Linked DNA regions of Homo sapiens: regions 1 and 2 are each linked to region 3. Evidence: chromatin loops called from intact Hi-C (ENCODE). Cell type or tissue: heart right ventricle. All regions are shown on one strand. Region 1 has its middle 35 kb from the start of ZNF362. Region 2 has its middle 44 kb from the start of TRIM62. Region 3 overlaps ZNF362 (zinc finger protein 362).

Region 1 (2,500 bases), 74 kb before region 3:
GTGGGGGGTTTGGGGGCCTGTCCTGAGTTTCCCTCAATCTCCAATCTGGTGCCATGGCTAAGGCAGGATTATAGACTTCTATTCCATTGTTTTTATTAATAATGATAGCAATAACAGCTGTTTGTAGATTGCTTACCATATGCTGGGCCTCCTGCTAAACTCTTTACAAGCATTACATCCTCTAACCCTCAGTTACCTTGTGATTGATCTCCACTTTAAGATGTGGACGCAGAAGCTCAGAGAGGTTAAGCCACTTGTCCTAGGCCACACTGAGGAGTCAGGGAGTCAGGGCAGAGCCATCTGTTTGTCCCCAGTTCCTTCAAACCCACCCCCCTACAGTCATGTTGGACTATGTCATGCACCCACCAGAAGGTGCCTCTGTGGGTGTGGAGGCGCCATCTGTGGCTGATTTGTCCTGAGGGCAGGCCTCAGGAGTCTGTCTGGCTTGCAGCATCGCAGGCCTGGGTTCTACCACTGCCCAGCCAGGCCTGACTATGACTTGGGTGAGTTCCTTTTGCTCTCTGGTCCTCAGTTTCCCCATCTGTCCAACAGTGTTTTCCAACATGGGGTCCCAGGAACCCAGAGTCTTTGGAGCTATAATCTGGGTGAAGCAACCCAGCGGGTGTGGGTACATTCAGCCACCGTTAGGTCACCCTATAGCCATGGTTCTCCTAATGCCACGAATTCTGGGCAAGTTCTTTGAATTTGTGGGTTTCGTAGGGAGGAAAGGAATGAAACTGGTTGATGCTCTGTGGGGAATGTGGAAGGGTGTGGCCCATCAGATTGACAGGGCAAGGGTCAGCAGAAAGAGGGTGGCAGGGCTCCTTGGGGTTCCTTAAAGTTGTGCTGTTCTGTGAAGAAGAGACAGGGCCATGTGTGTATGTGAAGGGTGGTGCTGGGGGGCGGGGTGCCGACCATCAGCCCGAGGCGTGGAGGGCAAGACCCGGTGTTTCTCTCCTAACCCTGGGATTGGCAGTGGGTGGTGGGTGTGGCTTCTGGAATCCTATCAATCCCTCCGGAATGTAAGAGGCTTAAGCAAACCCCAGCCGCAGGCAGAGGAGTGAGGTACGGGCCAGGACCTGTCCTGACTGTGGGTGGGGATCCTGGGAAGGGCCCCCATCAGGCAGGCTTGGGCTGAAGCCAGGTTTGGGGTGGGCCTGCCCAAGGAAACTGCACAGTGAGTTTCAGGCACCCCTGTCCCAAACTGGCTTTTCCTCCCTGCTGCCAGGAACCAGTCCAGCCTCACTCCTCCACACCCACATCACCAAGATTATACCCACAGGGTTGCTGCCGTCTTTGTATATCCATAGTTTTCAAAACATAGAGTGCCCAAACTATACCAGGCATTTCTCATCAAGATCTTATTTAATCCTCACAGCTTGCGCAAGTATATATTTGTAATCACTAGTTTTTACATAAGGAAAATAAGTCTCAGAGAGGTTAAGTGAGCTGTCCAAGGTCAAGCAACTACTAAATGTCAGAGCCAGGTACTGGCTCATTCCAAAGACAATTCATTTTTCATTTCACTAAGCTGGTGTTTCAGAGGGAGTAAGAACTGGTCCTTAACTTTAAGGTGTGTCTGATCTGTTCCTAGAGGGTTAAACAGATGGATAATCTCACCCAGCATGAACGATGGGGCAGTAGGATGCAGTGGATGGGCAGTAGGATGCAGTGGATAGGCTGTGGGAAGGCTGCCTTTCTTCCTACTGTAGACAGTTTCCTCCATGGGTGGAGGATTAAATCATCCCAGCAAAGAAGGTAGAGAGAAAAAGGAGAAGCAGGTGGAGGAGGAAGAGGGCGACAAGGAGACAGAAAGAAAGAGTGAGGTAGTATGTGTGTTCTGAGGACAGTTACGGTGCCCAGTATAGGTTCATGAGCTGTCCATGAGCCTGTATTTCCCAAGAGTACTAGCCAACAATTTCTCATGTTTGCTTAAGCCAGTTTGACACTTGCAACCAAAAGCCATCAAATTAATGCTGTTTGTATACCATGGAAATGGCATCAGAATGGAATGCTTGACCTTTATCTCCAAAACTATACCTTCCCCATACTTCCCCATCTCCATCCATCCAATTGCTCAAGTCCTTTTGGCCCCCCACCAACCCTATTTCTAACCTAGAAACAAGCCCTGTACATCCTACCTCCAAAATATATCTCAGATCCATCTATTTCTCTTCATTTGCAGTGCACCCTAGTCCAGGCTGCCAGCATCTCTCATCTACATTACTGCAAATAGTCATATCACTGATCTCCTTGCTTCAAGTTTTGCTTCCCATGAATATTTCTCCACATTCGCCAGAGTGATCTTTTAAAAACATGAATCACATCATGCCACTGCTTGTGTAAAATTTTCCAGTAATTTCCTACTGTGCCTGAAATCCACACTCTTTGCCAGGACTTCTAATAGCTAGCTGTTATCTACCTTGTAGTGTCATCCTGCCTTCTTTCTATTGCACAAAGCTACCAAGCTCATTTCAGCCTCAGGGCACTTGCATTTGCT
Region 2 (2,500 bases), 160 kb before region 3:
CAGCACTTTGGGAGGCCGAGGCAGGTGGATCAGAGGTCAGGAGTCCGAGACCAGCCTGGCCAATATGGTGAAACCCTGTCTCTACTAAAAATACAAAAATTAGCTGGGCGTGGTGGTGCGTGCTTGTAGTCCCAGCTGCTTGGGAGGCTGAGACAGGATAATTGCTTGAACCCAGGAGGCAGAGGTTGCAGTGAGCTGAGATCACATCACTGCACTCCAGCCTGGGCGACAGAGCAAGACTCAGTCTCCAAAAAAAAAAAAAGAAAAGAAAATCAGCCAGTGCTTGTTGGGAGTGGGGGAGTGACGGTTGGCCAGGAGACACAGAGCCTGGGTTCACCCAGCTGTGCCATGAACTTGCTATGTGACCCTGAGGAAAACATCTCTTCTGTTTGGCCTCAGTTTCCTTAACTGTAGCAAGGGAAGAATGATCCCTACACCCATCACAGGGTAGTATGGGGACTGGAGGCTAATAAGGAGCACAGGTTTGGGAGTCACACAGCCCTGGGTTCAAATGTGAGCTCTGCCACGTAAGCAGAAAGTCATCTTAACTCTCTGGACCTTGTGTTCTTATCAGTAAAAAGAGGATAAAAATGGTATCTCCTCTTATGCTTGTTGTGAGGATTAAATGAGAGGACAGCCCATAATAATTATTATGTTAATGATATTTCAAACCAGACCTGGTCTATAATTGGATTCAACTAATCATGAGGCGTACAGGGACTTTGAGAGAAAACAGAGCATTTGAAAACATGGATTCCAGTTGGGTTTTAGAGTTTCAGAGCTGGGAAGGTGGCTTAGAAACCACCTGGCTATATTTCCCCTTGTATAATTGGTAAGAAGACTGAGATCCCCAGAGGGGGGATCTTGCCCAACATCACACTTAACCACACTATTTGGCTAGTAAATTCCTTGGGCAGAGTATGGGCTTGGGCTGGGAAGCTGGGTATTTGCTTTGGGAACCAGAAAACTTTCAAGTGGCTCAGCACCCTCCTTGGCCCACCTCTGATACCTACCTGCCCCTGTCCCTTCCTCAGTCTCATCATTCTGAGGGAAAGCTGGCCACGGTACAAGGGCAAGAGGCACTGTCGCTTGCCCAACTTGAGTCCAGAGGGCTTCCCTTGCCTCACAGTCAGGACCACCCAGGCCCCCACCTCCATCCTCCCCACCTTGGGTCTTGGGTTGGCAGCAGAGCCGAGGAGCTGAGGGTCCAGGGAGGTGGCAGGGGAAAGGGGTGGGCTTCTACTTACTGCACCGGTAGGTGGCGCCGGAGAAGTTGCAGGGGGACTGCATAACCATCAGTGGGGTGCTGGGATTTCAGCTCAGGGGAGGTGGAGGAGGCAAGTGCTCAGGGACTTCTCAGGGCATTTTATTCCTGAAAGGGAGCCAGTAGGCAGAGGTTACACCCTGGAGCAAGAGCGTTCTGGGCATCTGCTGCGGCAGGTTCCCTACTCAGAATGGGGGTTAGGAAAAGTAGGCTTCTAAGGTGGCCCTGAGGTCACACAGCATACTAAACTGATGCTGTAGACTAACATGGAATAACAATCTTTTATTAAGTGGAAAAAAACAGGTTATGGAACAATAGGCAAAGTGGTTTGATTTACGTAGAATAGACTCACGTAGAAAAAAGGCTGGTCTAGGTGCAGTGGTTCATGCCTGTAATCCCAACACTTTAAGAAGCTGAGTGGAGAGGTTGCTTGAGACCAGGAGTTCAAGATGAGCCTAGGCAACATAGCGAGACCCTGTCTCTGCAAAATTTCTTTTTAAATTAGCACGCCCAATAATAGTCCTAGCTAGTTGGGAGGCTGAGGCACTGTGATCGTGCCACTGCATTCCAGTCTGGGTGACAGAGCGAGATCCTGTCTCAACAACAACAACAACAAAAAAAAAAAAAAAAAAAGAAAAGGAAAGAAAGACTGTAAACCTTATCCTCAAAATGCTAGCAGCAGTTATCTCTGGACAGTGGCTGATGGATGATTTTTTTCCTTTGTGTCTTGTGTATTTTCCAAATTTTCCATAATGAGCATGTTACAAGAAAATAAAACGACCCAGGAAAGCAACACATTTTAAATGAGAAAATCTTTTGACCAATAATTTCATTTGTAGGAGCCTGAGGAGCCCGAGGTCCAGGGAGGTGGCAGGGGAAAGGGTTGGGCTTCTACTTACACCACAGAACACATAGAAAGATGGACAGTATGTGAAAGATGATCATATTTGTGTAAAAGAAAATGACATTTGTTTATGTGTAAGCAAAAATGCCTGCAAGACTCGCACTGACTGTTAATAGCTGCTGACTTCTGGGACTGGGGAAGAAGGAGAATGAGAATTTCTACTGTGTTTATTTTCATTTTTTAAAATGAGCACAAGTTATGTTATAATTTGTTAAAAAAGCAAACAAATAACTTTCCTAGTCTCTGCCTCTTTTCCCTGGCTCTCCCTGCACAAAATCTAGGTGTCGGGGGAATGATCAGTGAGGGTCGCTCTGGGGGCTCAGCATCATCAG
Region 3 (2,500 bases):
ATAACTGGCAAACGTTGAGTGCTTACTTTGTACCAACACTAGGCTAAGCCCTTTACATGCATTATCTGATGTTATCTTCACAAAGCCCGATGAGATAGGAACTGTATTTTTATACCCATTTTGCAGATGAGGAAACTGATGCTCAGTGGTTTGTCCAAGGTCACCCAGCTGGTTAATAGCCAGGATGAGAACCCAGGAGTGGCAGGGACAGAAGGAGCTCTCAGGAAGGACACAGAGGGGCTGAGCTTCAGGGCCATGCTGTCCCACATTCTCCCATTTACTGGGGTGACCATGCAGCTGTCACGGAGATGTGCCTGACATGGGGTAGGGACAGGAAATAAGTGTCTGGGGCCAATTAGAGGGAGATGTCTCCTTCTTCTTAGGGAAGGAGGCTGGGTGGGCAGGGAAGGTCCCGACAAAGCTGTGCATCTGTGTTCTTTGCAATATGTGGTCCGTAGTGTGGGGTTTTCAAAGAGAGGGGCAGCCAAATCAGGCCCTCTCCGAGGCCTGCACTGGGTTGCTGCAAGGGCTCTGGTGGTGGGCTGGGGACAGCTGGGACCTGTGGGAAGTAGGAGGCTCTGGTCAGACTGGCAGTGGAGGCCAGAGAAGGAAGGAAGAGCCATGGCCGTTGAAGTCCCCAGCTCTTGCCTGGGCTCACTCTTGGTCCTTGGGGAGCATGGGCAGGGTAGGGACCGAGAGGCTTAGGGGCCAGAGTAAGGACTTGGGAACTGGAGCGGTCTTGGGGTGTGTGTCAGGGACTTCGACCTTACTGGGCTGCCCATTACAGAATCCACACAGGCGACAGACCCTACAAGTGCCCACATCCTGGCTGCGAGAAGGCTTTCACTCAGCTCTCCAACCTCCAGGTGAGTGCCTGCCTGCCTCCTGCCCACCAGGTGCTCTGGTGCCCCCCCACCCACCCCCACAAGGAAGCGTAGGAAGGGGGTGGGGTGAGGGAGCCCTGTTCCTCTCCTGACCCCCTGCTGTGCCCCTACAGTCTCACCAGCGCCAGCACAACAAGGACAAGCCCTACAAGTGTCCCAACTGCTACCGGGCCTATTCGGACTCCGCTTCTTTGCAGATCCACCTCTCGGCCCACGCCATCAAGCACGCCAAGGCCTACTGCTGCAGCATGTGTGGGCGGGCCTACACCTCGGTGAGTGCCGGTCGGCCTGTGCCCTGCCCCGGGGGAGCCACTTCGTCTTCCAGGCCTCAGTTGCTTCCCCATTGTCAGATCTGTGTCGACTCTTCCCATTTTCCAGACAAATTGAGGCCTAGAGAAGGGAAGTGACACCCTGAGATCACAGGGAAGGGGAGAACCAGAGCTTTTGCTTCCCACTTCTGGTTTCAGCTACCCCTGACCAAGCCCCTAGCCTCCTGCTCACCTTTAGCCTGAGTCTCCGAGGCCCTGGAGTACTCACAGCAGTGGCAGGAGGCTTTTCACCTGCTCCGCAGAGCTACAGAGAGAAGCGCCTTCCTGTCACCCAGGAAGCTGCAACCCCCATTGTGGCCACAAGGTGGCGCAGTGACATGGCCCATAGCCACCCTCATCTCAGGAAAGGCCTGAGCAGCCCGGAAAGCTCAGAGCATTCAGCTCCCGTCCCTGGGTGGGAATTTCCCCAAACGAGGGCCTTTTGGCACCCAGAAATACCATTCACCCCCAGGCGAATCGCTTGAGTGTGTGCTTCTGTTTGATCTAATATTCTAGTTAACAGACCCCGTATCCCCGACATAGAGGTCACTGAGCCTCAGTTTCCTCATCTGTCAAATGGATGAACTCACAGGGCTGTTGGCTGGCAGAGTGGTGCCAAATCAACCTGAGCTAGTACCATTATTTATTCACTCAGTCTTTACTAAACACTTCTGCCTGGTGCTCGGGCATTGGGATGAGCCAGACAGATCTATTTTTTGTCCCCAGGGAAATTAAGAACTGTTGGAGACAAGTATTAAACAAGTACACACGTAACTGTTTGACGGGAAATTGTGTAGCTGCTGTAAAGCAGAGACTCTCGGCCCTAGTCCAGATGGACATTTGGGCCGGACCTTTCCACTGTGGGCGCTGGCCTGCACGTGGCAGGGCTCTGAGCAGCATTCCAGGCCTCCATCCGCTAGATGCCAGTAGCAACCGCTCCCCAAGTGGTGACAGCCAAAAAATGTCTTCAGGGATGACACAGAGGGGCTGAGCTGCAGGGCCATGCCGTCCTGCATTCTGGAGTCCTGCATCCTGGGGGACAGCATGGCCCTGAAGCTCTGTCCCTCTGTGTCCTCCCTGGGAGCTCCTTTTGTCCCTGCCACTCCTGGGTTCTCATCCTGGCTCTTTGTCCCTGGGGGGCAAAATCACCTCAATTGAGAACCACTGTGATAAAAGTGTGTTTTGAAAGACAGCAGGGAGGACACAATGGAGCTGGGAAGGGGGATGAGTCCAGATTGACCACCTGGAGGAGCAACACTTAGGTGAAGCCTTGAAGGATAATTGGATGAGGAGGAGAAAGAGGGGAAA

What was found. Peaks named below come from ENCODE experiments on the same cell type or tissue, not always from the same donor. Only the 100,000 strongest peaks of a DNase experiment are listed, where the experiment ranks them.
Region 1: it touches region 3 in a loop (4-fold over the local background); 40 of 110 quality-filtered maps call a loop at or near these places.
Region 2: a loop joins it to region 3, with 2.3 times the contacts of the local background. A loop is called at or near these places in 16 of 110 quality-filtered maps.

What each region holds. Positions count from the first base shown.
Region 1 is chr1:33,220,192-33,222,691 of GRCh38, forward strand. It overlaps a transcript of ZNF362 not described here. Among named protein-coding and RNA genes, the nearest start is that of ZNF362, 35 kb to the right of the region's middle. RefSeq lists an enhancer at 1-736. In heart right ventricle, no CTCF peak of the experiment used is centred here; a DNase peak (open chromatin) is centred at 1,010.
Region 2 is chr1:33,136,749-33,139,248 of GRCh38, forward strand. It overlaps a transcript of AZIN2 not described here and a transcript of ZNF362 not described here. Among named protein-coding and RNA genes, the nearest start is that of TRIM62, 44 kb to the right of the region's middle. In heart right ventricle, a CTCF peak has its summit at 1,237 (motif pointing right); no DNase peak of the experiment used is centred here.
Region 3 is chr1:33,294,150-33,296,649 of GRCh38, forward strand. It overlaps ZNF362 (zinc finger protein 362), which reads left to right. Exons shown (of 9, transcript NM_152493.3): 7 at 788-866; 8 at 998-1,156. Among named protein-coding and RNA genes, the nearest start is that of A3GALT2, 26 kb to the right of the region's middle. RefSeq lists an enhancer at 1,147-1,657. In heart right ventricle, a CTCF peak has its summit at 1,506 (motif pointing right); a DNase peak (open chromatin) is centred at 1,532; H3K27ac peaks cover 492 bases.